Regions from separate parts of the Mus musculus genome. Here all the other regions are linked to region 5. Evidence: chromatin loops called from intact Hi-C (ENCODE). Cell type or tissue: heart. All regions are shown on one strand. Region 1 holds the start of Tmco1 (transmembrane and coiled-coil domains 1). Region 2 has its middle 12 kb from the start of Gm24182. Region 3 overlaps Aldh9a1 (aldehyde dehydrogenase 9, subfamily A1). Region 4 holds the start of Uck2 (uridine-cytidine kinase 2). Region 5 has its middle 46 kb from the start of Gm46170. Region 6 holds the start of Mgst3 (microsomal glutathione S-transferase 3).

Region 1 (5,000 bases), 89 kb after region 5:
TGCTTTCATGTGGGTGCAGGGGAACTGAACTCAGATCTTCTGCAAGAGCAGACAGTGCTTAGAGAAAGCACTGACTCCAGCCCCATTTCACCGATTCTAACCCTCCCCTTTTCATAACTTTAAGCTAGTGTATGTAGAGCTACAGTATAGTATGGTTTAACTAGATTCTTAATATTATATAGTCAGCATCATACTTGTTAAACTCCACATCAAGCACGTATAAAATGCTATACAGTACATATTGTCTCAGTCAAGCTTCTTAACAGCTTTACCCAGCTGGTGCCATTAATGGTTACAGAAAACTGAGGCTAAAAGCCTTAATCAGTAGACTCAAGCAGAACTGAAAACCTGGCAGAGCTAAAGGTCAACCCTTTGTCCTATCTCAACATTTACCTTGGGTGATGTAGAAGATTAAATAAAAACATACCCTTGTGTGAACTCCTGCTCAAATCAAGACTCAGCTCAGACTGACCTTTCTGAAGCTATTCTTTTCTTTTCTTTTTTGGTTTTCCAAGACAGGGCTTCTCTGTGGAGCCCTGTTTGTCCTGGAACTCACTTTGTAGACCAGGCTGGCCTCGAACTCAGAAATCCACCTGCCTCTGCCTCCCAAGTGCTGGGATTAAAGGCGTGCACCACCACCGCCTGGCTTCTGAAGCTTTTCTGAATCCTCCGTGAAGAATCGGTCTTGCGCTCTCAACACTTTAGCTATAATTCTATCTTACTATGGCGTACAATTTCCCTGGGGAATTTTGGAACCAAGGAATCTTATCTTGCTCCATCTTACAGGGCCCAGTACTGTTCCTGACATATATTTAATGTCTATTAAAGACGTATATTTATAGTTATATCTTTATTTAATAGACATATATTTAATATCTATTAAAGGAGTCCTGGATAAATATAAGGCAAGAGAAACTAAAAAGGTAATGCTACAGAAGATTTATAAATTGTGTGCAGTGAAATTTGGAAGAACAATGACAGAAAATGGAAGTCAAACTGGGCATGGTGGCACAGTTATGGAAAGCTAGGACAGGGGGGTCTCTTGAGTGCTCCAGGTCAACCAGGGCTCCATAGTGCAACCCTGTCTCAAAAAAACACAAGGACGCACAAAGGAAGACTTCTGAGTTTTCTTGAGGAAAAAGAGCAGATCTGAGAATTGGGAGGAATCGAGTGCTCTTATATCAAGGCCTTCCCGTCATTTTCTCGCCCCGCTTGCACACGGTAATTTACAGTCCATCACGGAGGACATCTGAGTGTATGAGGCTCTCTCAAGACATCCTACTTTTACACACCACACCTTTTTCTATCCCCGTGTCCGTCCCCCCCCAACCCCCCGGCTGTTTTTTTTTTTCTTTCTTTCTTTTTTTTTTCGAGACAGGGTTTCTCTGTATAGCCCTGGCTGTCCTGGAACTCACTCTGTAGACCAGGCTGGCCTCGAACTCAGAAATCGGCCTGCCTCTGCCTCCCAAGTGCTGGGATTAAAGGCGTGCGCCACCACCGCCCAGCCCCCAAAACACTTCTAACTCAAATTCAACGTTTTCACTTCTTCCCCTTCGACTGCGCCACCGTTCCTTCCAATAAAAGCCCGGCCGCAGCAAGCGAGTTGTGCAGCCCTTCTCCTCCAACGGCGTCCCCGGCATCATAAAGGCTGGTTTAACCAGCGCCCGAGGACTCCTCGACTCGGCTCGCCCAGCCCAGGACCGGGGCGAGCCCCCAGACCCTGACGCTCCGCACGCGGTGGCCTAACTTTTCGGCCACGGAGGCGGGGATGCGGGTGAAGTCCAGCCACCGTGTGACAGGGTTCTAGTGTGAGGTAGGCGATCGGGCTCGGAGAGCAGGTAACGCACTGCCGAGGTCGCAACGCCGCCGCCACCACACCGCCATCCTCCGACCGACCTGGCTTTCCAACTCTCGCGAGACCGGGCCTGGCGCGCGCCTTCGGCCCCCGAGACTTGCGCGTTGCCGCTCTCTCCCGACTATGGCGGCCAGACGGCGGGAGTGAAGCCTGTAGTTCCGGGTCGGCGCCCCGGAAGCGGAAGTGTAGACTCGGGGCTGTCAAAGTTGTAGCGCTCCTCGAGGGTCGGTCCCGCCACGTCTCTTCCCGGTCTCTCTGGCTCTGGAGTGCTTTCCCCCCGCGGAGGGTGGGAGCGCGGGGACAGACGGGCGAGATGAGCACCATGTTTGCAGACACGCTGCTCATCGTCTTTATCTCCGTGTGCACCGCGCTGCTCGCCGAGGGTGAGGGCGGCTGTTTCCTTGGACGTTTGATTAATCCCAGGGTGGAAGGGCACTGGGGTCCCTCGCACCCCATGAGCAAAGATCGGGAGCCTCACTCCCTGCGGCCTGCGTGGTCCGTTGCAAGAAATCCCGGGCTCATCCCCCTATAGAAGCAGGAGAGTAGTGTGGAGTCATACGTCCTGATTTTCTTTACGTATTTGTGGATACACTGAAAAAAACAAAACAAAACATGGGTTGATCTGACTTTGAAAAAAGTTACTGATAAGTATAGAGCAAAATGTCGAAATCCTTTTGTCTCCAATACTAACAATTAAAGATGGTTTGTTGTGATTTCCATTTATTTCTCATTAGCATGTTGCTTTTACTGTTTAGGCATAACCTGGGTCCTGGTTTACAGGACAGACAAATACAAGAGATTGAAGGCAGAAGTGGAAAAACAAAGTAAAAAATGTGAGTATGGTAAGACGGTGGACGGTTCAACACGGGAAGTTCAATGGGTGCATGTTCACAGTAACTAAGAGAGGAGTATACCAAGAATACTACAAGCCAGTGTTCCTTGTTAGGGCAACTGAAATCTCAACACTCAGGAGATGGACATGATTGTGAGTTCGCAGCTAGTGTGGGCTACATAGGGAGATTCATGTTACAAACAAAACCATACTCTAACTTGGTAAAGATAGAAATCAAAGACCTTTGTGCAGCATCTTTAATAAAGCTAAAAGGAATCTGGGTGTGGTAGAGCTCCAGATAGGGCAGGCCTGGTCTACATAGTGCATTCCAGGCTGGATCTACTTCCTGTCGAGACCTTGCCTAAAACGGGGGGGGGGGGGGGGGGGGCGGGGAGCTAAAGGGGAAAGGGGTCATGGCAGACACACACACACACACACACAGAGTCTTCATTCTAAAGAAGAGGTCCTGTTCTGTTGTGAGAGACTATGGAAGATCTCATGGTACAGATGGACCCAGTGCCTTGTGGATTAGTTAGAATGTAGATAGAAGATAAAAGAGGGAGAGGAAATTCTAGGGAAAGGAAAAATCACGTAAACATGGAGATTTGAATGTGTGAGCTGTGTTTGGAGAATAAGTCACTGTGACTAGTGTCAGTGGGAGTGGTACCCTTTAAAGTTTAGCCAAGTTTCAGTCGGGTGAGAAAGCTGAAAAATGATTGAAAAAATGATTAACATGGGTAAAATTTGTGACTTTTGAAGGAAAGTTAAAATTTAGCAGGGCACAGCTGATCATATAAATAAGGCCTTAGGTAGCCCAGGCAGGCCTCACATTTCTGATGCCTCACCCTTAGCTCCCCAGTTACTGGGACTTTGAATGGTTCTCTAAAAGCACAATTGGTATCCAGTGTTGGTTGGTTGTTTTGCTTTTATGAGGTGGGTCTCATTTAGCCCTGCTTGGCTTTGAACTCACTAGCTGAAGATGACCTTGAGCTGATTCTCCTACCTTCCAAGAGATGAACTATAGAAATTCAGAACCCTAAACCATACCTAACTTGGCTTCTAAGAGTTTCTACAGCTACCTTTATTCCTATATCCTTCTTATTTCCTTATATCTTTATAAGTTTTGTGAGTGTCCGTTTTTTGTTTGTTTGTTTGTTTGTTCTGTTTTGTTTTTAATTTTAGACAGGGTCTTATATAGGCCAGGCTAGCCTATAAAAGCTAACTCCTTAGCTGAGTTTGACCTTGAACTTATGATCTCCTGTTTCTGCTCACTAAGTGCTGGAGTCACAGTTATTCACCATCAAGTCAGTTTGTGGGGTGCAGGGGACTGCACTCAGGGCTTTGTGTATGGTAAGCAAGCACTCTGCCAGTTGAGCTGTACTCCTCAGCTCCCCTTGCATTCTTCCCCCCTAAATTATCCTATGTGAGGGGCTCAGAGCAGAGAGCTGTGATAGAGTTCGTGCCTGCCATGCCCAAAGCCTGGAGTTCACCCTCAGCAGTGAAAAATATGTCATTTGGTGCACATAAAAACCATTGTGGTTGGTTATAAAAATGTTTCCACCTTATGGGACAGGAGATTGAGACCCAGGAAGTTAATGATAGACTTACATCACAAGAAAACAAAGAACTGGAGACTAAACTCAGACTTTTGTTTTTGAGCCTAGACTTTGAAAATTACAGTTCGCCATCCTTTATTCAAAGTTGATAGTGTTGGCTCGCCATATTTAAACCAAATTCATTCTATTTACCTTCACAAACATGACCTTCCAGGATTTTCTTACCTTGGTGATTTTATGCTTTTAGCAGGGAAATCCGAAAATCTTTTTTATTTTTTATTTTTATTTTATATATATATATATATATATATATATATTTTTTTTTTTTTTGAGACAGTGTTTCTCTGTATAGCCGTGGCTGTCCTAGAACTCACTTTGTAGACCAGGCTGGCCTCGAACTCAGAAACCCGCCTGCCTCTGCCTCCCGAGTGCTGGGATTAAAGGCGTGTGCCAACATCATCCGGCTTATTTTTATTTATTTATTTACTTATTTATTTTATTATATGTAAGTACACTGTGGCTGTCTTCAGACACTCCAGAAGAGGGTGTCAGATCTTGTTACAGATGGTTGTGAGCCTCCATGTGATTGCTGGGAAATGAACTTAGGATCTTTGGAAGAGTAGTTGATGCTCTTAATCGCTAAGCCATCTCTCCAGCCCCCAAAATCTTTTTTAAAAGAGATTTTTAAATATGCTTGCTTTCTTTGTTGCTGTGTCTACTTGCTAGCTTGGACGTGCTGCTAGGACATGGTTCTTTG
Region 2 (5,000 bases), 120 kb after region 5:
AAATTAGTGATAAGATCAGACCTATCTCTGAGAGGAGACTCTGGAGGAGAACCCAGCCGGGTCTCTCAGGAATTGTATGTGAGATAGCAACATATATCTCTGCTAAGTCCAGATCACAAGTTATATCAAGCCGCATGTCAGCACTCTGGGGATGGCCACATCTTCTTGGGAATGTGTCCTTTCTGTTCTTCGATCTGCACTAGGGGCTTGGCTCAATGATAAATACGTGAAACATTTTAGGGGAAACAAAAGCAATCTAGGTTGGCTATGGCTTAATTTTCTGCAGTCAGTTGTTCTACCTCAGAGACAATCCCCAAAGAGAGACTAGTTTGCCTCACTCCCTCTGTCCAAAGGCCTCGTCTAGTAAATCTTGCTGATAAAGTGCAAGGCTTGTGGTTGACCCTCGTTCGGTTGTTCCTAGGCTTAGATGCACTCAGTGGTCACTAGATACTTCAAGCTACACCACTTAATTAAAAACCTTCTCTTCTTCTCCAATGATAAATGCTTATCTGAATAGAGAAGAGTTACTGAAACAACAACAACAAAAGGTTAAAACATCTAGAAGACTTGAAATAATGAGGATTCTTGCATCCGCTCAAGAAAGTTCATGGCTGCAGACAGATCATCTCCGTAACTCACTCCTCAGCCACAGCTCAGCCCTCAAATGTTCTTGTACTGTGAATATCTGGATGGTGATTTTTTTTCCCCCCCAGTCTTGTCAGAGCTACTCAGCAGCCATTGAGCACAGTGTCCTGGGCGGAGGGAGGTAAGCAGTAATACTGGCAAGAAGACGCCTTGCCATCGAGGTGCACAGACAAGGGAAGCATTGGTTCTGTTTGGGGAAGTCTTGGACGACTGTGTCAGTGAAGGTTGGTTAGAAGTCTAGGAGGAGGTAGGAAACCACCAGTGAGAGGAGAAAGAGGGATGGTGGTGGTGGGTGTGTGTGTAGGGTGGGGGCTGGAGGCGTATCAGGGAGGGTGGGTTTGGACAATGTATATTACACGTGTATGAAAATGCCATAGCAAGGCGGGCAGTGGTGGCGCACGCCTTTAATCTCAGCACTTGGGAGGCAGAGGCAGGTGGATTTCTGAGTTTGAGGACAACCTGGTCTACAAAGTGAGTTCCAGGACAGCCAGGGCTACACAGAGAAATCCTGTCTCGAAAAAACTAACAAAAATACCGTAACAAAACACATACTTTTGAATGCTAACTAAAGTGGTACAACATAAATTTCAGCCAGGCATGAGGGCCCACGCCTGTAATTTCAGCTCCTCCAAAAGGCTGAGAAGAGATTGGAAGTACCAGGCCTGCCTGGGCAACTTAGATCCTGAGTCAACAATACAAAGTTAACAATGGAAGAGTATTTGTCTATTTTCTGGGGTCTTTGGCTGGCCAACAATTTCCTTTAGGGAACTGTTGGACTTTCATTTTGCCATAGCCGGAAGCTGAGAGAACAGCTCGGAAGAAGGAAGGGCTGGTTGCGATTGTTGTGATTCATGTTTTCAGTTCACAGGTAGCCCTCTTCTTTCAGGGCCGTGACGAGATGTATATTACAGTAGAAGAACGTGGACCAGCAAAGCTATCTACAGTATGGTGTCTGAGAAGACAGGGAAGGGCTCCCAGCGACCCCACCTCCTGCTTTCACCCCTTCCCAATAAGCCCATTATATTAGGAATCTATCAGGGACTCCATCCATCAATGAAGGAGGAGCTACCAGGAGCCAGTCACTGCCCCAAAGCCTGTCAGCTGGCAGCCATATATCACCAACACTTGATCCTGTGAGGACATTTCACACTCAAACTTTGACAGGACACTTAGCCTCTCTTACTTCATAGGACACTAGAGGTGCTGTGATGGTTCTACTGACTGTCACCTTGATGCCATCTAAAATCATTCAGGAGACAAGCCTCCAGGCATGCCTGCAAGGGACTGCGTAGATTAGCTTCACTGACTTTTCGAAAGGCCAAACTGAAGGAAAAGGGGAAGGGAGCTGGTTTGGCTTGCTTTATTCTAGCTTCCTGGATGCAAGGGCCATGTGACCAGAGGCCTCAGGCCTCCGGTGCTGTGACTTCTCTGTCACAGTAGACTACATCCTTGACCACTTTACATAATCAGGGTACCAATCTTATCTCCAGTGACTGGGATCTAAGAAGGCAGGAAGAAAAGAATGAAGTTCTTGCTGTTTTATCTGGGTGTGTTCATGTGTTACTAGGGATCGGACCCAGGTTCTTGTACATGTTAGGCAGGTGCTGTGCCATTGATCTAGAAGGGTTGTGTTTTTTTTTTTCCTAGAAGATGCTTAATCTTTATCACTTTTTGGCTGTTTACTAGAAGAGATATTTCATGTTTTTAACACATACTCGAGTGCATGCATGCACCTCAGAGGTGATGGATGGTCATAAGCTTGACCCTGGTGATCCTATCCCTATCTATGGGCATCAGAGCACCCCACTCTACACCTTACATAAAACCAATGTCATAAAAAAGACATAGGTGCATGAGTGTGTTGCCTGTGTGTATGTCTGTGTGCATGTCTGTGTTGCCCTCGGAGGTCAGAAGGGGCTGTCTGTCGTCTGTAACTGGAGTTATAGACAACTGTGGGCCACCATGTAGGAGCTGGGAGTTAAACCTGAAGTAGTGAGTGCTTTTAATAGCCTGGCTATCTTTCCAGCCCCCAAACCAATTTGAAGCTACAGGAATAAAAAGGGAAATTCTATGTGTTTCCAAACCTCACTCTTCATAAAGCTTCCTCCTTTCTGATACTGATGCACAGTCTACCCACTGTTTCCTTCCTCCTTGGCATTTATTTCCTTTGCTGCTCTTTTTTTTTTCCCCCCCGGGGGAACCTGGAGTCCTTACTTTATTTCCTCCCTATGTAGAGTTATCTGCAAATCATTTTTCCTGTATTTTGTCCAATTTTATGGTTCCTTAAAGCAGAAAAACTGGCTCCAGCTTTCTCTGAAAGAACATGAAGTCTCCCGCGGCTGAGACCAAAGGACATGGAGCAAAGTGGATCCTAGAGCGCCACCCAGTGGCTCTGACGGGAACTTTATATTGCCTGGGTTCTCTCGGATCTTTCCTAGCAACTCCCCTAGCAACCCATGAGTCAGTCCCTTGGATGCACTGAAGATTTTACCACCTGGAGTATTTTTGCCCTGTTTTTCTTATTCTGCCACCATTTCCGGTTCCTATAATATTTGTTCGTTGGTCAGTCCATTATAAATAGCTGCCACTTAGCAAGGTCACAATGCCAGATATTTTAACATCTTTCACAGTTCCTTACAAATGTGTATCACTTCCTCTTAACACACAAGTGAAAACTCGGTGAAGGGACTAAGCATCACATTCAAATTCATTTGTTAACGGACAGAATCGAGATTTTCCTCTTTTCATTACATCATCGACAGCAGTGGTTCTCAACCTTCCTAAGGCTGTGACCTTTAACACAGTTCCTCAGGTCGTGGTGACCCCCAACCATAACATTATCTCACTGCTACTTCATAACTAACTTTGCTGTTATGAAAAGTAACATAAGTATCTGGTATGCAGGCTATCTGATACGTGACCCCCGAAGGGGTCAAGACCCTCAGCTTGACAACCGCTGACCTAAGGAGTCCTTAGGGAAGCAATGCTCCCTTCCAGGTCATTCCAACAATTACTTCCCAGAAACTGATCTAATCACTAGCTAAGACTTTGCATTATTGAATACAGAAGTCTCGGAACACCAGCTCCCATGCCCTGTAAATCTGCTTTTCTAAACTGTGCACGCCTTTAATCCCAGCACTTGGGAGGCAGAGGCAGGTGGATTTCTGAGTTCAAGGCCAGCCTGGTCTAACAGAGTGAGTTCCAGGACAGCCAGGGCTACACAGAGAAACCCTGTCTCGAAACAAACAAACAGGGGCTGGTGAGATGGCTCAGTGGGTAAGAGCACCCGACTGCTCTTCCGAAGGTCCAGAGTTCAAATCCCAGCAACCACATGGTGGCTCACAACCATCCGTAACGAGATCTGACACCCTCTTCTGGAGTGTCTGAAGACAGCTACAGTGTACTTTACATATATTAATAAAATAAATCTTTAAAAACAAACAAACAAACACCCAAAAACAAAAAAACAAAAACAAGCCGGGTGTGGTGGTGCACGCTTTAATCCCAGCACTCGGAAGGCAGAGGCAGGTGGATTTCTGAGTTCTAGGCCAGCCTGGTCTACACAGTGAGTTCTAGGACAGCCAGGGCTATACAGAGAAACCCTGTCTTGAAAAACAAACAAACAAACAAACAAAACAAACAAACAAAAAAAACCTGCTTTTCTACTAGCTGGAATCTACAACTTCAATCCTTCCCATATTTCCTTTTGCTGTTTTCTGCCAACCATAGTAAAGCTAATTCAGGTACACACTGAAAAAGGCCTTCTCAGCTATTGTGCCGAGTAGGCTTCGGGTGTGTTTGTATAAAATCACTCTGCATGCTTAGTGTTAGTATAAAAGATCATAGCTGATGGTGTTCGTGGTAGAGCACTTGCCTAGCATTGACAGGGCTCTGCATTGAACCCTCAGTACTGTGAAAAAGAAAAAAGAGTCTGTTGTAAATACGGATTCAAAGAGACTTCCCAATTACATCATTATAAGCTAGACTATAGGGGCTGGACAGATGGCTCAGCAGTTAAGAGCACTTTCAGAGGACCTAGGTTCAATTCCCAGTAACAGCTGTTTGTAACTCCAGTTCCGGGGATTCGGTTCTCTTTTCTGGCATCCATGGGCACTGCATGAATCTGGCTCACAGACATACATGCTGGCAAAACACCCAATACACATTGTTTTAGTCACTGTTCTATTGCTGTGAAGCGACACCATGACCAAGGCAACTCTTCTAAAAGAAAGCATTTAGCTGAGGGCTGGCTTACAGTGTCAGGTGCTTAGTTCCCTGTCATCCTGGCATGGAACACAGCAGCAGATGGGTGTGGTGCTGGAGAAGTAGCTAAGAGCTACATCCTGATTGGCGGG
Region 3 (5,000 bases), 150 kb after region 5:
TTTGTGGGCTATGTGACTCATTGGCATTTAAACAGCTGTGTTCTAACTAACTAGCAAGACAGCTCAGTGGGTAAGGTCTTATCACTTAAACCCAGTGACTTCAGGTTTATCTCTAGAACCCACCCCTTCCCCATATCATACACTGCACAATAATAAAATCTTTCTCAAACGCTGTGTTTTTCTGTCCTTTCTTTGAGAAACCGGACCACCTGGCTAGAGAGACAGGTAGTTGGTGGAGTCGGATTTTACGCAGATAACTGACTTGCCTCAGTAAACACTCATCCTGTCTTCCACAGCACTTTATCTCTGATTCTTGCAGTACAGCCTATGGCCATAGAACCGAAGAGAACCTTTAGAATGTGTGAGTTATTTGTACGCTACCATTACAGTGAATTAAAAACCTATTACACTGCTGATCTTTTTGCCGTCTTAATTTGAGTCTCATCTTAAGGCTGGGTAGGAGACAGGAGAAAGCACCAGGCAGGGGAAGGTGAGCCCTGCCAAGTACAAAGGGCAGGGTGGGGCATGACGACTTTTTGTGCCCTGTCCTTCCCTGCAGTGGGCAGACCTTGTAACTGCAGACCGATGCAGTTAAGCCCAGCCCAGTGCTCCTTCTGGGGACCAGTTACGTACAGTGACGGTGGCATTTAGAGATAAGGGATGATGGCTGCTAGGCTTCTCAGTCTCTTGCCTTTGGATGGTGAATTATGGCCGTTCGCACCAGAATGCTGAAAGCAGCCTTTTTTGGTGTTATTTGTCCTGACATATTTATGAATCCTTGTTTTTTTTTCTTCACACATAAAGACCCATTTTTGTCTTCCTTTTCAAGGTTTGGGGGAGTTGACAAAAGAAACCAAGCAATTAAACAGCAGTGAGATTACAGTGAGTTCTTGCTTAAGCCCGCTGCAGCTTTTAACTGCAGTTAAGAGAAAGCCCGTACGCCTCATCATGACCATCCACACTGTCTGGATGTCTGATGTCGTCTGTTACTCTCCACTTTCTCCTCTGGGTTCTCTGCCAGGCTCTTCCCTCTTTAGACCACGTTTTCCAGCTCGTCATCTTACAGGTTCCTTACACCGCAAGCTAACCTCTGTTCCAAGGTACGGTACCCATCACACACCGCCTCCTCCCTCCCTGTTAACATCCACTGTTACTGTAACTGTTTTTGTGCAAACTGTACCCTTCCTCCACTAGAACACAAACGGAAAGCAAGAACTGCCCTGTCTGAGCGTCTGAGCGGATAATGCTCAGTGTGGCCAGGGAGCCACAGCACCTGGTTGGTAGAGATGCAGACCGAACCCACCTCAAACCTGTCAGTCAATTTTAGTAAGATCCTCAGATGAGGCATACACAGGGTGGCTTGCCAGGCAGTGCTGTGAGAGAAATGGTTCTCTAGTTTGGCCCTTCATTAAGGCTGCCTACTGAACGTTAAATGTACTGAGATGCTAATGTAAGTGATCTGGACTCTGGTTCTCAGGTGAATTCAGTAGGCAGCTGGGCTAAGCCCTGCTCTGAGCACGTATGCTTAGTCACAATTAAACATTAAGTGTGCGAGTTGCCCTAGCCACATCGCAAGTCCTCAGTATATAAAACAGGTGCTGGTTACTTTATTGGACAGTACAGAGTATGTTTCTGTCACGTCAGAAAATTCTACTAGAAAGTTGTTTAAGAGGGATAGGACAGACAGGCTGCTCATTTATGTATTTACTTATATTTATTTATCTGTGTAAGTGGGTGTGTGTGTGGGCAGGAGTGGAGGTCAGAAAGCCCACTCAAGGAAGTGGGTTTTCTCCTATTAACATGGATTAAGGGAATCACACTCCGGTGGTCAGGCTTGGTGGTAAATTCTACAGGATGAGCCATCTCTCTGGCTTAAGACTGGTCATCGTGATCAGGATTGGATAGCATCTTAAGAATGTAAAGGGGAAGTTATCCAAATTCTGGGTTACACCAGCAGATGGCGCCCAAGCTTTCTACCACACCTTGAGCCCTGCTTCTGGTCTTGGGCGCCTCCTACTGTGCATGCGTGATCATGGAGCCTCAGTAATTGTGTACGAGGGTTTCCAATGTCCCTAATGGCTCATGTACTTACTTGAAACTTGGTGCCCCGTTGGTGATGTTTTAGGAGGCTGTGGGATCTTTGGGACATACTTCTGTTAGGTGGAGAGATACTCTGGTTTCCTTTCCTGATTCACATCATTATACCCTTAAAAGCTGACTCCCCACTGGTCTGCTCCACTTTTGGTTATATGAGCTGGTCACATGGAGAAAGCAGCAGCTACAGTCTGAGGGAGGCCAGGGCAGGAAGGTGTCACAGCAGAAACAGCAGCAGAGGACAGAACTGAGACAAAAGGACGATGTCTGTTAGGATCCAGAGACAAGAAACAGCAGTCTCTGGTTGCTAGAAGAGTCAGAGAGCTGTCCTCCTTAAGACCAAGGGTCTTACATCCTGGGCCAAGAACTTTAACTGGCTGCTACAGCAGTGAGTTCTTCACCTGTGGGTCGTGACTCCCACCTGTGGGTTGTGACTCCCTGGAGGTTGAACAACCCTTTCACAGGGGTCATACATCAGATACCCTGCATATCTGATGTTTACATCATGATTTGTAACTAACAAAACTACCACTATAAAGTAACAATGAAAAATTTATAGTTGGGGGTGGGGGCATACATGAAGAACTGTATTAAAGGGCCCCAGCATTAGGAAGGTTGAGAACCCCTGACCTAGAGGCATGACTACCTGGGACCTGCAGAAGGACTGTAGCACTGGAAGGCACCCCAAGCTGCTGTTCCCACCTGGTTACTACCACTGCCCACAGCTGTCACACAGGGACGCCAGTACTCCAGAGACCAGCACTGGGTCCTCCTGCCTCGCTGGGTCTCAGTGAGAGGAAGCAGTTCTCCAGGTCCCCCGGGGTGCACTTCTTTTATAACACAGATAAAACCCAGTTACTGCAGAGGTTTACCGATGTCCCATCCCTTTCTAGTCCCAACCCCAAACTTCTTATCTCACTATCACCATTTCATAAGGGAACACTTACTGCTGCTAAAAGGAAGGCAAATATGAAGGCAAATTTAAAACTTTATGGGGGTGGGGGTGGGGGGTTGGCGAGGGGGCAGCCCATTTCCATTTCCATTTCTTCAGTACACTGGTGACATATTCTCATGACCCGCTCCGGGAATGTGTTCTGTTCTAATTCCCAAGGGTGTCCCAGTCATCCCAGTACAGCTGAGCCACCCTTCAGTGCCTTCATCTCTGAAGCTTGAGTGACTCAGTCCAATGGAAAATGCATGGGGTTTATAGTTAAGGCTCTGTTCAGCAACTAACTCTGATCCTCAGAAGCTATCGAGCATGTGAAGTGTGGCTGGCCCAAACGAAGAACTTGTGCGTCTGTTATAAGCATTATCCATCTAAAAGCCACTCGTGGCTAGCGGCCACCCAGTTGGATGGCAAAGGTCTAGACGCCGTGTTCTTGTTCATACCTTGCAGTCATTATTTTGCCAGCTTAGACCATTCTCTAAAGGCCTTTCCTCTTTGTTCCTAATCAGACATTGGCATAGACACTTTAAAAAATTTATTTATCTTTATTTTATGTATGTTGATGTCTTTTGACTGCATGTATGTCTGTGTGAGGGTGTCAGAGCCTCTGGGACTGGGTTTACAGACAATTGTGAGTTGCCACATGGGAGGTGGAAATTGAACCTGGGTCCTCTAGAAGAGCAGTCTGTGCTCTTAAACACTGAGCCATCTCTCCAGCCGGTTTCCTCATCTATAAAATGAGCTGTTAGCAATTCTAGCATCACAGTTATCCCTAGTTTCATCTGTGTCTATTGCTTAAGAAAGAAGCTTTAAACAGTTAACGTTTATTTGTATAGGTGTTACATACGTGTGCGACATACAGTGCACGCGTAGAGGTCAGGGGCTAACTTGTGGGAGCCAGATCAACACATGGCCATCAGGCTTTGTGACAAGCGTCGTTACCTGCTCATGTGACTGAGCTCATTACTTAACCTTTTAAGCAACATAAACAATCTTCAATAGATTAAAAAAAAAAAGTCCATACCGTTAATTATTAGCATCAAGCGGTACTTTGAACTAGAGCCGAGGATGAATTTTTCCGTCCTCATCACCATGACTTCATCACCGATTCACAGACTGTGTCGCGGGGGTGGGGGTGGGGTGCGCTCACAGCTTTGCTCGTAATGGGTAGAAATGGCACCATTATTTCACTAAGACTCTCAGAAAGAGATGCAGGCAGGAGCTTTAGGTATGAGGCTGATGCCAGATAAGTTTTTATTATATTAAAAAAAAAAAAAAAACCAGTGCAACTGGAAATCAGGGTGAGTCGCTGGAGGTGAGTGAGAGTCGGAAGGCCCTCCACACCTCAGTGGTGGCAGGATCTGGACCCGTAGCCTAAGCCTGGTCTGATCCAGCCGAGATGCTGGAAAGCAGAGCACACGGTGGTGCCCATCAGGGCAAAGAGGGCAAGAGAGCCCACGGCTCCTCGATACCGCTTGCTAGGGTCTGAAAAAGAAGACAGCGGAAGTCACCAGGACATCCACAAGCCATTGTGCTCTAGCATCTGAGGTCATATCGTCAACCGCGTGCTATTGGGAGGTTGGCCAACTCTAGCCTAGAGCCACCAGTACGCTAGAATCTATGTGCAAGGTAACTGTACATTAGCATTGCCTAGACTATGGAGGACTCTGTAAGTCAAGCAACTTTGTCTTAGGCCCAGTAGGAGCATCTGCCTCCGGAATGACACGTAGCCTTTTCCTCTCCGATAGCCATTTATCCCAGCCGTGGTCAGGTTTTGCTGACGCAGCACCTTGGTTTGATTCCTGGCAGCTCTGGCTGGCCCCTTAATATTTCTAAGGCTGTTTCCTCATCTGCACAACAGGCTATTCGCTGTACATGGAATTGCTGTGAGCTTGCCTAGCATATGTAAAGTTCTCAGGCAAGCAACTGGCACTTAGAAAATGCACAAAGGTTTGTGTCT
Region 4 (5,000 bases), 64 kb after region 5:
GCAAGCAAGCTCCCGAGTTACACCACCTCCACCCAAAAGCAGACACCTTAAAATGGGTAATTAGATTGTTGGGCTCTGGAGTCTCCTTGAAAACTGTCATTTTTCTTGACCCCTTTGTCCCTTTCCAAATTCCTTTAGCAGGAATGTAAGATATCAGCCTGCCATACTTCCAGCCCCTACTGCACCAGGTTTTGAGCCCCACAGGAGACCCAGTTTGTTCACACTGACTTCAGAAAAAAAGGGGAAGAAACATCCAGTTCTTTAGTGGAAAGACACTACGGACTGGAAAAAAAATTGTGACATAATTACACACTGACTACAATATGAAATTTTTACAAGCCCAGCGCTCTTTTAACTTTCTGAGACAGTGGTTTTGTTGCCCAGGCTGGCCTCATACTCTGGTACCATATGAAGCTGGACTTTTTTAAAAAAATAAATGCACACAGCCTGGTGTGGTGGACCACACAATTCTTTAACAAGCCATCATATGCCCAAAATGTACATTTTGAAAACTGCACGATGAGACCCTTCTTTCATTAGGGTTTCCCTCTTCTTCCTCCTGGATAACAAGCAGGTCGGCAGAGACCTGGCTACACCCACAGTGGCTAACTGGCCCTGCCATTCCAGCTATCTGAGCGACCCATCCTTAAAAATCAACTGCAAATACAGTAGAATAAGATAATACAGAATGTTTATCTGTGCCTCTGGTGACTGAATTATTTAAGTGACTACCAAGGTCATTATGTTTCTAAATGTTCCACTCATCTTCAAGTTTAAAGTCTCTTCCTGCCGGGCTGCCAGGCAGTGGTGGCACCCGCCTTTGATCCCAGCACTTGGGAGGCAGAGGCAGACGGATTTCTGAATTCGAGGCCAGCCTGGTCTACAGAGTGAGTTCCAGGACAGCCGGGGCTACAGAGAAACCGTCTCGAAAAACCAAAAACCAACAACAACAACAACAAAAAAAGTCTCTTCCTCACTAAGAGGGCTGACTGGACTTTAGGCTAATATTACCCCAACTTTTCTCTGGAAATACAGCGATGAATTCCTCTACAACAGGAATACTGGAAAATGAACAGTGCGGCTGAGGTGATTCCAAAAAGAGCTGATGAGGGGCCCTAATAGGAATGGCATTCCTAGACGAAGAACATATTGAAGAACATATTTTTTTTTTAAAGTTTAGCTCGTTAACAGGCAAAAGGCGGGGGGGGGGGGGACCCTAAGTTCCGATACCTAAACAGCATTTCAGAATCCTAGCCATGGAAGCTAAACTAGAGGCGAAATTCATCAATACTGGAGTCTGCGGCACACAACGCCGAATCTGGGCTGCTGAGCTAAAGTACTCCAGACCTGGAGGGAAAATACGTAAAAATCAAAATGGAGGAGGGGCCAAGGAGAAATGGGCTGGAAGCTAAAACCTCGTGGCGCGTGGCGCGCGTCTCATGGCGCCATCCAGCCTTCCTGCTCCACGCTGCCCAGCCTTGGGGACTCACCATCCGGCCTCACCAGCGGCCGCACGCGGCGCCCAGCTCCCTCGGGCGCCCCTCATGGAGCCCGAGCGCCCACTGAACTTGGCGGCTGTTAAACGGCAGGCGAACAAGCAGCCACATCCTAAAAGGGAGCGAGGGGGAGTAAAGAAAGAACCATCTGGGAGGGCTCCACCCTTCTCCACCTGCAGTAAAGACCCGAGGTTAAGTCAAGTCGCCCCTCGCTGCCGTGCAGGAGAAAATACAAAGGAAAGAGGTTCCTCGCAAAGTCAGACTCGGTAACCCCTTCCCTGCGATCCAAGGAGCGAGCGACCCGGACACCGAAGAGCATGGAGCCTGTACAACTTTCTCACTGAGACTGATGCGGTTTTCTCTTCTAAGCATAAAAGACAGCAGCCCCTGCTGTCATCCCATCCGTGACTGTGCCCATCGAGCTTCGGCTCTCCCGGAAAGCCCTGCAACCCCCAGGTGGGCTCCCGGCAGCGGGCGCGCCACCTCGCGCATCCCGGCCAGCCTCGCAGCCCACAGGCTTGGGCCGGGGCCAGGGCCAAGCCGGGCGGAGGAGCGTACCGGGGCTCCGAGGGAAGCCCCGAAAGCCGGGTCCTTACACCCGACTTGCAAAACAATAAGCATCCGCTTTCCGCCCCTCCCCCACAAGACCCTGACCACGAGTCACAGCCGCCGCCGGGAACCAGCGAGGGAGCGCACCATCCCTGCGGGGGACTTGTAGGAGGAACCCGCATCCTGGACCCTCGGTCGCCCGGGTCCCCCCGCTGGTCCCCAACGCCGCGCACCGAGCCTGCGCGGGGTCTGGCGGCGCCGGAGCGCGGCGGCCCGGAACGAGGATCCCGCGGGCCACGCGGTGGCAGGCTGCAACTGACACGGCCCGCGGGCGCCGGCCACATGCGCCGCCCGCCGTGCGAGCAGGGCGCGCGGACTCTTACCTTCCCGCTGGCCGTGCCCCCGCTCACGCCGATCAGGAAGGGCTCGCCGCCGTTGGGCTGCTGGTGGTTCTGCAGGGTCTGCTCGCTGTCCCCGGCCATGACTCGCGCCGCCCCTCCTCTCGCAGCCTGTGCGAACCGACGCACGCTCCCCGCCCGCGACCGGGCTCGCTCGGCTCCTCGCAGGAGCAGCTGGTCGCTGCTGAGGTCGAGGCTGGGCCGGCCGCGGCTGGAGCCCGGGCGCGGGGGAGGCCGAGGTGGCTTTCCCGGAGGTGCCGAGAGCTCTCCTGTGCCCGTGGCGGCCCGTGGGGTTTACATCCCAGGCAGAGGTCAGCGTGATGAGGCTGCTCCAATCCGGGCGGGCTGCGCGCTGCTATTCGCCAGGAGTCTGGCCCCAGCCTCCGCCCCGCCCGGGCCCCGCCGCCGCCCGAGGTCTCTGGGAAAGGTGTGAGCGCCACTCCCCTCCCCACCCGCCGGATTAACCCTTTCTGGGACGGAGCGGGGGGTGGGGTGGAGGGGTGAAGAAACCGGCTAGGTCAGCGTCTTAATGCGCCACTCTGCGTCCTATTTCAAAAGAGATCAAAAGCTAGAAGAGACTGCCAGAGCAGAGCAGAGACTGGAGGTTTGAGACGCAAAACTGGAAAAGGCTGGGAATATGAAGATGGAGAATTAATGCCTAGACCCTTCATCCTCACTGAAACTTGTGTTTTCAGAGACTCCCTTCCCACCCTCCGTGTGCCAAAATAGTGTGTCACCCGCTCGGCTTAAGAGAGTTCCTGTCTTGGAAACCCCCAAGTGCCATTTTCCTTAGCAGGTCTGTCCTCATGTGACTCCCTAAAAGAAGGGTGACTCGGGGACGGTTACTCCTCCCTGAAAAACCAGTGCCCTTCCACACCATCCTAGCTCCGCAGTACTGACATTCCCGTGGAGCTAGGGTTAATGAAAATAGAAACATAACAATGCCATTTCCATTCATTGATGACTTTAACTGACCTAGTTTATTAGAGGCAGGCAATTTGTCACTTAGTTAGGAAAACAGTACCAAATGGAGACTAAAAAGGAGTCTTCACCGCGGGAGCCAGATGTCTTCATTCACATCAAGTTCCATAAGCAAGGCCAATGTGCCTCAGTGCTCTATTAAATGAAAATAAAAATGATACACGCTAGGATTTTTGATGGGCTAAAATGAATTATCATAGGTAAAGTTTTTAGAACAATGCCTGAATATCACTGTAGAGTATTGGGGCTTGAAAAGACTCCTAAAGGAACCAGAAAGGGCAGTTTTGCTGGGCACACCTGAAAGGTAGTACTAGAATCTCCGCTTCTCTGAACTCTGAACCTCTTTTTTTTTGGGGGGGGGTTCGAGACAGAGTTTCTTTATATAGCCCTGGCTGTCCTAGAACCAGAAACCTGTAGACCAGGCTAGCCTTGAACTCAGAAATCCACCTGCCTCTGCACACCTTTAATCCCAGCACTTGGGAGGCAGAGGCAGGCAGATTTCTGAGTTCGAGGCCAGCCTGGTCTACAAAGTGAGTTCCAGGACAGCCAGGGCTATACAGAGAAACCCTGTCTCGAAAAATCAAAAACAATAACAACAACAACAACAACAATAACAACAACAACAACAAAAACACTGGCTGCTTGTCCAGAGGTATGTGGGTCCAATTCCCGTCACTCACTTGGCAGCTTCAGGGGATCTGATGCCCACTTCTTGGCCCTGCTTCCACCAGGAACACTGGTGCACAGATATACATGCAGGCAAAACGCCTATATACATAAAACAGGGTTTTGTTTGGGTTTTTTTGTTTGTTTTGTTTTTGTTTCTTTTCCAAGACAGGGTTTCTCTGTATCCTGAAACTCTATAAACCAGGCTGGTCTCAAACTCACAGAGATCCTCCTGCCTCTGCCTCCTGAGAGAGTCCTGGGAGTAAAGGTATGTGCAGCCACCACTGTGCTACAATTTTTAAGTTTAAAAAGAAATAAAAAATTTTAAGTCTAACACACTTTCTTGTTTTTGAAAACATCGTTAAAGAGTAACGAATCAGTCCAACGTGATATAGTGCATCTTCTCTCTTACTGACTTCAAAAAACAAAAAGGAAATAAGAAACTTCCAATTCTTTAGTGGAAAAACACCAAGGATTTAGCTGGGTATTGTTGGCAGATGCCTTTAACCCCAACACTTAGGAAGCCGAGGCAGGCAAATCTCTGAGTTCCAGGACAGTCAAGGCTGCACAGAGAAATCTTGGGACTTGGGGGGAGAAGACAGCACTCTTTGTTTTGTTCTTTTGAGATAGGATCTTATGTAACCCAGGCTGACCCTGTTACTCCCTAAATAGCTGAAATGGACCTTCCAGATCCCACAGTCTCCACCACCTTGTCTTGCTTACACATGTTCTCTTCTGAGATATTTTATGTCACATCAACACCAAACTTCATCCTCAGGAAACCAAGATCCGAGTGGTTGCCTGGTGTCCATCAGCGACATCTGGGAGAGGCTGGCTAGCCCTCACTCCATTCCCCAGCAGAGACAGTGTGGGTGGGTTGACTTCTCCCAAAAGTCTATTCTCTGCAAAA
Region 5 (5,000 bases):
GACTTCCCTACAGCCCCACTCTGAATGGAATGAAGTCTATTTGGACCATAAAGTGGTTTTGAAAATGAAAACCAAGTGCATCAGATGGAAGCCTTAGAGTCTGAGTCTCTGGTAACACCATCGTTATTAGCACTGGACTTCAACGCTGACGTTAACACAGTGGTTCTCAACCTGTGGGTCCCAACCCCCTCTGGGGATTGATTGATCCTTTCACAGGGGTTGTATATCATCATATCCTGCATATTAAATATTTACATTACAATTCATAGCAGTGGCAAAGTTACAGTTATGAAGTAGCAGAGAAAATAATTTTATGGTTAGGGGGTCACCACAACATCAGGAACTGTATTAAAGGGTCGCAGCTTGAGGAAGGTTGAAAAACTGCTGACTTAGGATTAAAACAGGCTGCTTTCCTCAAGTCACACGTCCTTGGTACTTTGTTTTCCTACTGCATGCAGCTCAACCCAACGAACCCTCACTGACATACACCTCCAGTGGTGTTTGTTACCATTGGTGCCTCACTGCGAAGACATTAGGTCTGATGACAATGTGACAAACTGACCTGAAGTAGTCCTCATGACACTTGCTGGTTCATAGGCATAGCCTGTCACCCAGCCGATACTGGCTTGGCTTGAGTCCCTCCTCTGTCTGTTTGACTCAACTGTGAGGGTCAGTGCCAATAATCATCAACCTGACTGACTCTAACTTCACCTGGGAGAAGCAGACCTCTGGGCATGCCTGTGGGGGATTAGCTTGATCATGTTAACTGAAATGGGGAGCCACTGTCCACTGTGGGTGGCGCCATTCCCTGGCTTAGGTACTGGATTGTCTAAGTAGAGAAAGAAGCTGAGCAGTTACCTGCATCTGTTGCCCTCACCTTCCTGGTTGTGGATGCCCCTACAACCTTGCCTTCCCCACAGTGGACTTTGCCCTTTGACAGTGAGCTGAGGTAAAACCTTTGTTTCCTTTAGGTTTCTTTTGCCAGGGTATTCTTATCACAGCAACGGGGGAAGAAAACAAGCAATACTTTGGTCTGAGCTAAACTCAATCAATTTTTAGTACCACCAAGGCTAGCTGCATAGTGAACTGAACTGAGCAGCACACTCACTCATTATCCTTTCATTGTTCCTAAATCACATTGTGTCTGTCACCTTATGTGACCTACTAAGCCACTAAATTGATAAAGATGGAGGCCATACTCTCAGTTCTCAGAGAACTAGGGAGGCTGGTACCCTGCCAGCAGTCTACACAGTCCCAAAACCGATGGGAGGTTATGGCCAAAAGCAGGTTCCAGTCATGTAAGGCACCATGGGACTTTCTCTAGTTAGTACCTTGTTCCAATGGAACTCTGGTGGGCCATGTTGGATGCTCAGTGATGCAGACACACTCCCTGCTCTCCAGGAACTGTTGTGCAAAACAGAGCTGGTGTGGGGTGGCATCTATGGAGACAAGTGGCATCTCCCCACGGTCTGCTTTTAACTGAAAGAATGAAAGGACTCCAGTGGCTCCTTCTCTCTTCCCTTAATTGCAGTGAATTTTACCTTTCCAGTCCCCATCTGCAATGCTTGGGACATGTCTGGGAGAGGCAGCATTACAAGTGCTAGGAACACCAGGGTGTGAGGGTCCCTATGGGTAAAAATGCACAAGGTAGGTCCTGGGGTTCCAACCCTCCCTGTAGAGCTGATCCACCTCACCCCAACAACCTGTTATCACTGATCCTCTTCCAGGTCTACAGGCTCAGAGTTCTCAGGGTAGATCCCAGTGATGCTTTTAAAATAATAATAACCACACACATGTGCACACATGCACATAGACAGCTGATGATAGCAGCCTGTAAAAACTACTGTAGTAGAAACAGCTGTAGCCTTGGGGCTGGGGAGGTGGCCATACAAGCATGAGGGCCTGAATGCAGTCCCAGAATCCTCTGGATCCTACAGCACACATCCATTTCGTGGGCAGGGACATGCCACCTTACAGAACCTGTGGTCTCTAGCCACATGAGAGAAACCCCTCTAAAATAAATAAATAAATGGTATAGGATGACGTGATGATACACACCTAATAAATAAATAAATAAATGGTATAGGATGACGTGATGATACACACCTTTAACCCCAGCACCCAAGAAGGCAGGAGGCAGGTCTCTGTGAGTTAGAGACCAGCCTGGTCTACATAGTGGGATATTATCAATAATAATAATAATAGAAGAAGAAGAAGAAGAAGAAGAAGAAGAAGAAGAAGAAGAAGAAGAAGAAGAAGAAGAAGAAGAGGAGGAGGAGGAGGAGGAGGAGGAGGAGGAGGAGGAAGAGGAAGAGGGGAAGAGGAAGAAGAAGAAGAAGAAGAAGAAGAAGAAGAAGAAGAAGAAGAAGAAGAAGAAGAAGAAGAAGAAGAGGAGGAGGAGGAGGAGGAGGAGAGGAAGAAGAGGAAGAAGAGAAAGAAGAAGAAGAGGAGAAGAAGAAAGGAAGAAGAAGAAGAGGAGGAGGAGGAGGAGGAGGAAGAGGAAGAAGAGAGTGATTGAGGAAGACACTTGACAACTTCTAGCCTACACACACACATATACACTCACACCTACACACCCATCCACACACACATCCACACTCCCTCCCCCCATCCCAATCCACTCACAATTGTTGCCATGGAGAAATTAAGGGAGTTAGTTTCTATGTGCTCTAGTGGAGGCTTAAATATTTTTTTAAAGTCATATTAGTAGTTAATACTTTTAATAGCACCTGAGTATACATCTCTTAAATATCAATAGCCAGTCAAATGGCTGTCCAGGAACTGAAGCCACCCACTCCTGCTGCCGTCTGAATCCCCACCACTAGATGGCAGACACACACCAGACTTCCTGTCATTTAGGTTAGACCTTTGCAGCAGCTGAATTCAGTTTTCCAGTGATCCCGGAGAACCAGCACATTTCTTAGCATCCTTCACAGGTTTGGTTTGCTTTTTGGAGGGGTGTTTGTCTGTCTGTCTGTCTGTCTGTCTGTCTGTCTGTTTAAGTATGAGTGAACACATAACAAACACAGGAAAAATCTAGTGTGATTTTACAATGGAGGCCGTTTACTTCAGAGGAAGCAGATGGCACTGGGAGGGCTCCTCTGAAATGCACACGTGTGATGAGCATCCCGTCCAGGCAGGGGAGCTGTCACCAGGTGCTGGCTTGCCCCAGCCAGGACAGTCAGAACTCAACACACAAGTCCTTGGAGCCACTGAATCCAAACAGTACAAGTCAGGGCCCAGGGTAGATGTGGTGTTTACATAGAGGGTAGTTTTATGTTCCTAAGATGTATATACCAGGGCTTAGTCCTGTCTCTAATGGGTTCCCATGTTATTTTAGCTCATGGTTTATTGAAATATGTATGTAAGTATACACGCAAGACTAGGGTAACAGCTAGCTCATAGTTTCGGTTTTGCAATGTTGGGGATTGAGCCTGGACCTCTTGCTTATGCTAGGCAGGTGCTTTGGTACCAAGAAACATCCCCAGTCGAGAAAATGACCTCTTAAATTGTTCTCTTTGTGGTGGCGAAGGGGCGATTGGGAGGGATTTTTCTGAGATAGGGTCTTTGTATGTGACCCAAGATGACTTCAAATTTGTCATCTTGCCTCAGCTTAATATTGGGGTCACAGGTATGTGCCATTAACTTAAACTTTAGATCCGCCTTAAAGCACCTAAACACCCCCAGCATATCGTGAAGGAATCCACCTACCCTAGTCTCTTGAAGCCTACAATGCCATGTTCCAAGACCCTCTCTCTACTCCTTGTATTGAAGCCATTGTCTGCAAGCCAGCCCATTGATGGCTTCATTAAAGCAATGTTAATCTGGAGCTAAAACTGGGAGACTCACAACTACCTGTGACTTCAATTCCATGGCATCTGATGCCCTCTTTTGGCCTGAGGATACCATGCAAACAAGCGGTACCGATATACCATGAAGGCAAAACAGCCATACACATAGAAAGAATTAAGAGCAGCATCACTGCCCTGCCTCACCAGCAAAACCACCCTAGGGAAAGAGGGGACACTGCTGAGGCTCCTATCCAGAGGCCTGCCTAGTTCCAGGGTTAGCAAAAAGCAAGCATCTGGAAAGACAGGATGAGAAGTAGAGATGAAGGGAAGCTAAGACATGGGAACTGTCAGGAACGACAAAGAGCAAAAGCCAGTTGTGTGAAAGGCCCTGGATGTAGGTCTTTTAAAAACAGGAATAAGCTGGATGTGATTGTGTGTGCCTTTAATCCCAGCACTTGGGAGGCTGAGGCAGGTGGATCTCTCTGAGTTCAGAGGCCATTCTGGTCAACATGGCACAGGGCTATATAGCAAGACTCTTACCTCAAAGAACCAATCAATCAATCAATAAATAATCAAGCAAGAATAGAAAGGCTGGAGCGATGCCTCAGTAGTTCAGAGCACTTACTGCTCTTTCAGAGGATCCAGGTTTGGGTCCCAGCACCCACATGGTGCCTCACTCCAACACTTTGTGCGTTGCATGCACATATATAGTACACATACATACATACATGCACATGTATGTTTTAAAAGTACACACATATACCTTCATTCACATCATAGTGAGTTGTCATTAATGTAAGCTTCCTTACACATGCCCCACCCCGCTACCTTCCCTCCCCCGACCCCACCCCTAGCTCACTCCACCTAGGTTTAGTTCTCCTTTTCAACAGAGAGAAGTGGGTAGGTCTGGAAGGCGGCAGAGGCTACACAAAGGACATCAGTGAGAACAGTGTCAGCGTTCCTAGAACCTCAGCCTCCCAGAAACCATGTGATAGGGAGTGCAAGGTAACTAACCCTGGGAGAGCCCTGGGAGTCTGTCCCACACACATCCCAAGACCAGGACAGGAGGCAGGCTAAGCACCCCTGCTTCCTCCAGAAATGCAAGGCCCAGCCCTCCCTCCGCCCAATTCTCACAGCAGGCTTCGGAGACTGCTGCTAACCAGGCACCCACAAAGGAGTGAAGAGTTGAATTCATTGTTTTTATTTGTC
Region 6 (5,000 bases), 170 kb after region 5:
GGTTCATTTGACACCCACTCATTCTTGACTGGTCCAGGGGCTTTTCAGCATCTCTTTGGATAAACACACCTTTTGTAAGTGTGTGTGTGAGTGTGTGAGTGTGTGTGTGTGTGTGTGTGTGTGTTCTCTGTGCTGTCTACTTATAAAGGAGTTCCTTTTCAGATTGTTTCCTCCGGAACTCTACACAAGCAGGAGGGAATCTAAGTGAGGGAAACTCTGCCCTTGTCCTTTAAACAAGGACTCAATAAATGGCCCAGGCTGGCCTTGAATTACCATTCTCCTGCCCCAGGCTCTCTGGTGCTAGGATTCCAGTTGCAGGCCTCTGCATCCAGCAAGATTTTGTTCCTTAGTCTAAGGAAGCCCCAGTAGTTCAGTTTCTATGGCTGGCCACACTATCCCTGTCATTTTATATATAGTAACACTGGTTAAAGGAAAAAAAAAAAAAGAATCACTTGACAGAGTTTTCTATTTCTGTAACATTGTGTCAGGAAGAAGCTGAGCAGAATGTACTTCCCAGGGTGAAAGCACATGTTTGGATTTCAGATGTTAGTTTTATTTAACTCCTTAGATAAATTTAGCTCCTGTGAGAATAAACAATTCTGGATCCCCTGACTCAAGACAGTATACTCTCATTATGGACACACTGAAAGAAAACACACCGGGTAACCCTGACTAATAACCTTGGCTGCTTCCGGGAAACTGCAGTCTGCAGGTGCCCTACAGATTCCCGCAGGGAAGCCCTGGTTTCTGCTACTACCTTAAAATCTGCAGCAGACCCTGCAAGGCCACACCTAAGCCACCAGTACAGGCAACAGAGCAGAGAGCTGGTTGCTCTCTGGGGCACCTCCTTTCCCTAGTTAAGGGATTCAAGTCCCAACCCGCAGCGCAGCGTTGCTTTCCTACCCATCCGACCATCTGTCTCTGCTTTTCCTCTACTTCCTTTTCCGCACTGACTTGTACCCTAGGCTACTTGCAGACTGGTGCCTCCCAAGCAAAGAATTAACAGAAACCACAACCTCGGGAGTGACTCAGTGTCTCTTACTCCCTTCCACCACCCTGCAGGTGCCCCACCCTGTGGTTCTGGGTCTCCCTGTAGCGACACAAGATAAGTAAAGGGACACTTGCGGACATGTGAGTATGGGATGAATTAATATCCCACTCACTCTTCCCAAGAAGTCTCTTGCTATGAGGACAGAAGTAAGAAAATGACCCATATTCAGGTATCAATGCAAATATTTCTACGAGGCGAGAGGAAAACAAATGCAATTCCCTCTGAGACCCTCTCGAAGGATCCTAGCAACAAGACATCCATAGCAGGCGCGGCGCTTGCACGCCACTTATGAAACCTGTGCTAGATCAGGTACGAATGGCCAGTTCCCACTGCAGAGTTCCGGGCTCCTTTCTCTGTATTAACAGCTGCAGTGAGTAAGGTCAGGTGGTCTCTTGAAGGCCGAAAGAGGGAGCCCCAGGTCTTTACACAATTGGAATTAAGGAGGGGGAGGAAAATAAGGAATTGAGGATGAGCTGACCTTGAGAACCTCCCTGAGTTAGAGATAGCGAGGTAGGGGCCTCCCCGAGAAGCTCCTAAGCTACACCATCGGGGGGAGCATGCAGGGAGGGCGGAGGGCAGAGTGGGTAGAAATGCAGAGCTCAAATCGACCGATAAAGAAGGGAGGTTGGAGACCCCAATTCCGTTCCAAGTGACTGAGATACCGGTTGTGCATGTGCAGGCATTCAGGTGTCCCAGTGAAGCTAAAGCTCCTGCAGCTCGCAGCTGCCAGCACTTACCTGGCTCACCTTCGTGCGCCTGGTACAGACCTGAGAAGCACAGCAGTGCCTAGGTGCGGCTCTAGCTGTCCCGCAGGACCCGCCCCACTCCGCCCCGCCCCGCGCGGCCACGCCCTCGGGACCGCCCCCGAGACCGCCTCTGACTTTGGCGGTTCTAGCTGTTTCTTAAACTAGACTGCATTTTTTCCCTGTGTCGGGTAGCCCGCATATCTACTTTTCCGGCTCCCCAGTGTATATATTTGCTCTACTCTCCAAGTATCTTTTCGTGACTACAGTATTAAATTGCTCCTAGAGATTTGTTCTGCTTGGTTGGAACAGAAGCGACAGTAACGCGTTAGTAATTTGTCCCCGGCAGGGCACTGTAACTCAGCTTGCTGCGCGTGCGCAGAAAGTAGAGCGTAGTTTATGGAGAGCTTGGGGTGGGTGGGGAAGGCGTGTGTCTCACTTTTGGACTCTCTTGGGGAGGGGGCGTTTGAAACTGTGGGAGTTCCCTTAGCCTGCGCCGTTGGCGCGTACCTCAGCTCTGCCTACACGGTGCACCGCACCCATTCTCTCTCCCCCAGCCCCACAGGCGGGCTCCTATGGCTTGGCTCGCCCAGGTATTTCTTCCCGGACCCCGGCACAAACTTAACAAAGAGCACAGGCGCACCCTCTTGTGCCACCTCGCGGCGGCCTCCAGGAGAGCCTTGGATAGGACCTACTAAGCAGAAGCAGACCTTGACTGCTAATTTCTATAAGTTCTGCTTTAAACCGGTCGCAGAAAGCACCGAAGCTATCTGCTACTTTTTTTTTTTTTTTTTTTTTTTGCCCCGCGTTTCTGAAATGCCCTAAGAAACTTAACATGCTACGACCTAAGAAACTAGGTCAGACAGTGCATACCTTTTAATGTCTCTCCCCTCCTTCCTCACAAACACCAGAGAATAAGTTTATTCTGTAGCCAAATATGAGTGACCATGGCCTGCAGTGGCCAACTGTAATTTCGTGAACTTCTAGTAACAGAACCAAAGAAATTCCTAAGTCAAGTTCCCTTTCTTGTACGTTGGGAACGGGTGGTGGTGGGGGCATCAGGTGTGCAGATTATAGCAAAGCCTGGAATAAGATCTCAGATATTGTCTGATGACATTCTTTGTCTTGAGTTCGTAGAGGCTAGTGGCAGGTTTGTACTCTCTGAAATGATTTGAGTGATAGGTCCGAGATAGCTGTTCAAATACATAAATGACTAGTAAGGATGTTAAAGCTAGCTTGATTGGCTGAAGGTTTCCACCCCTCCACAATCACCAAAATTTTAATCAGTACAATTTTTAAGATTTTCGGATCTTTAGCACAGCTTGCATACCCTTCCTTTCTTCCACCTGTCTTTCTCCCTCACAGCCCAGGTGTGCCTCAAGTTCATATTGCCATGTAGCTCACACTGGTCTTGAACTGATCCTCCTGCCTCCACCTTCCAACTCTTGGCATTATAGAGGTGCACTAGTGAGCCCATCCTCACGAGAATCTCTTCTTTGGGAGAATTTGCACTTCTAAGAAAGAGTGCCTGGGAGTCGAACAATCCCAAGCAGGAAAGCCTAGAATCAAGGAAGGGGCCAGGCTTGGCTTTCCTTTTTACTGGCTTGTCTTGCCTACACATCTGGAAGTACATCGGAGGCTCATGTAATCTTTATTCTTGCTGCTTCATCAGCTTCCAGTTGTTCTAATGCTTACCCTTAAGTACAAGAAAGGTTTCTACTTCAGGTTTCCTGGTGTGTTGGGTTTACAGGACTTGCTTTGACTGAACATTAAGGAAGCAAATAGGAAAAACCATTTCTACACTATTAAGGGGCCTCATTCCCCTCTTGCTTCTGGTCTGTATAAAAAAAGGCAGCCAAGGTGGTAGAACAGATGATCAGAAAGTCAGGATAATACTGGTGGCTGCTTTCACAGACCTTCCTGTCTGACCCTAAACAAGAATTGATCATGTAGGACCTTATTTCAAAAATCTTACAAGGCCAGAGGAAGTGTGGAATACCTTTTATCCCAGTTCTTGGGAGACAGAGGCAGATGGATCTTCATGAGTTTGAAGCCAGGCTGGTCTGCATAGGGAGTTCAGAACAGCCAGGACTATCTAGTGAGCAACTGTCTCAAACAGGTGTCCCTCAAGCCCCCCAGACCCAGCCAAACAACCAATCAGAAGCCAAAAAAATCCAACCAGACATCAATAAAACCACGAACCAAATCAACCAAAACTTTACAAAAGCAATGTTTGTCTTTTGTAGAAGCCTTGGGAAATACAGGAGAACCTCCCAAAAATTACTCATGTGTGTGTGCACACTCCGGTAGAATGGTGGTGTGGACACTATTTTCTTTTGTCCATTTTATAAATTGCAATCCATTTCCCCTTCATCGTCTGCAGTTCATTCTTCAACAGTATTTGGTGATGATTGCATACCACTTTATACAAATCTTTTGTTGGAGATAGGTTGTTTTGAGTTTTTCTATTACAAGGTACAACATTGTCAGCAAATCTGTATGTGTGCTTACAATGATTTGACTAAACTTCTTTAAAGAGAATTTCTGGGTCAGAGAATACATACTTATTCAAATCTCCTGATATCTATAAGCAGTGGGCATTTCTGGAAAGCAGTGAGCTATTTCTCCAGCACTGGGTATTGGGTGTGCTTTCCTCTATTTCTTAGTTGGAGTAAGACTGTTATCTTGAGGCACCATGAAGACCAAATGGAGCTACACACAAGAACCCTGTGTGCTTCTCCTCAGGTGAATGTATTTGTAGACCCCAGTAAAACAACAGGAATGAGATGTGCAGCATGTGGCCCAGAAGTTACTGTGTCCCTGCTTCACTCACCATCCATTCCTTCTCCACTTAACAATTTGGCTTCTGCTTCCAAACCTTCCTTTAGACGGCTCTAAAAGGTCACCACCCGCCTTGTAAACTCTCTACAGTATCTTAAGCATAGCTTTTCCCTGAGTCCTTGCTGTCTGCTCTTCATCTCTCTAATTCTTAAAATGTGTTCCAGATTCTCCAGAGTCCCGTCCCTTTTGTCTCCCCTTTTTTTGCATTCCTCCAGCCTACGAGTCACTTCATTGACTCTCCCTTGATGACTCGTTTGTTCCGTTGACTGTTTTAGTTGTAAAGTCCATATTTCCTTCAGTGGAAGTAGAACTTAGTATTGAAGTGACAAAGCCAGTCTCCCCTCCCCGAGCTTCCTGGGAGTGTG

The links. Peaks named below come from ENCODE experiments on the same cell type or tissue, not always from the same donor. Only the 100,000 strongest peaks of a DNase experiment are listed, where the experiment ranks them.
Region 1: a loop joins it to region 5, with 4 times the contacts of the local background. A loop is called at or near these places in 10 of 42 quality-filtered maps.
Region 2: a loop joins it to region 5, with 10 times the contacts of the local background. A loop is called at or near these places in 36 of 42 quality-filtered maps.
Region 3: it touches region 5 in a loop (6-fold over the local background); 3 of 42 quality-filtered maps call a loop at or near these places.
Region 4: a loop joins it to region 5, with 3 times the contacts of the local background. A loop is called at or near these places in 15 of 42 quality-filtered maps.
Region 6: it touches region 5 in a loop (8-fold over the local background); 3 of 42 quality-filtered maps call a loop at or near these places.

Annotation. Positions count from the first base shown.
Region 1 is chr1:167,306,696-167,311,695 of GRCm38, forward strand. Tmco1 (transmembrane and coiled-coil domains 1) reads left to right here and starts at 1,975. Exons shown (of 7, transcript NM_001039483.1): 1 at 1,975-2,238; 2 at 2,611-2,688. The coding sequence starts at 2,169. In heart, a CTCF peak has its summit at 1,890; a DNase peak (open chromatin) is centred at 1,956; H3K4me3 peaks cover 2,334 bases; H3K27ac peaks cover 1,927 bases.
Region 2 is chr1:167,334,589-167,339,588 of GRCm38, forward strand. No RefSeq gene overlaps it. Among named protein-coding and RNA genes, the nearest start is that of Gm24182, 12 kb to the right of the region's middle. In heart, no CTCF peak of the experiment used is centred here; DNase peaks (open chromatin) are centred at 2,023 and 3,033; H3K27me3 peaks cover 435 bases.
Region 3 is chr1:167,368,118-167,373,117 of GRCm38, forward strand. It overlaps Aldh9a1 (aldehyde dehydrogenase 9, subfamily A1), which reads left to right. Exons shown (of 11, transcript NM_019993.4): 11 at 1-413. Mgst3 (microsomal glutathione S-transferase 3) reads right to left here. Exons shown (of 6, transcript NM_025569.2): 6 at 3,849-4,525. The coding sequence ends at 4,386. Among named protein-coding and RNA genes, the nearest start is that of Aldh9a1, 21 kb to the left of the region's middle. In heart, no CTCF peak of the experiment used is centred here; a DNase peak (open chromatin) is centred at 1,994; H3K27ac peaks cover 376 bases.
Region 4 is chr1:167,282,348-167,287,347 of GRCm38, forward strand. It overlaps Uck2 (uridine-cytidine kinase 2), which reads right to left and starts at 2,780. Exons shown (of 7, transcript NM_030724.3): 1 at 2,429-2,780. The coding sequence starts at 2,527. In heart, a CTCF peak has its summit at 2,470; DNase peaks (open chromatin) are centred at 1,434, 2,164 and 2,784; H3K4me3 peaks cover 3,014 bases; H3K27ac peaks cover 3,314 bases.
Region 5 is chr1:167,217,914-167,222,913 of GRCm38, forward strand. It overlaps a transcript of Uck2 not described here. Among named protein-coding and RNA genes, the nearest start is that of Gm46170, 46 kb to the right of the region's middle. In heart, a CTCF peak has its summit at 2,807 (motif pointing right); a DNase peak (open chromatin) is centred at 2,828.
Region 6 is chr1:167,391,963-167,396,962 of GRCm38, forward strand. It overlaps Mgst3 (microsomal glutathione S-transferase 3), which reads right to left and starts at 1,879. Exons shown (of 6, transcript NM_025569.2): 1 at 1,789-1,879. In heart, a CTCF peak has its summit at 2,454 (motif pointing left); DNase peaks (open chromatin) are centred at 849, 1,889 and 2,179; H3K4me3 peaks cover 2,821 bases; H3K27ac peaks cover 2,565 bases; H3K27me3 peaks cover 1,241 bases.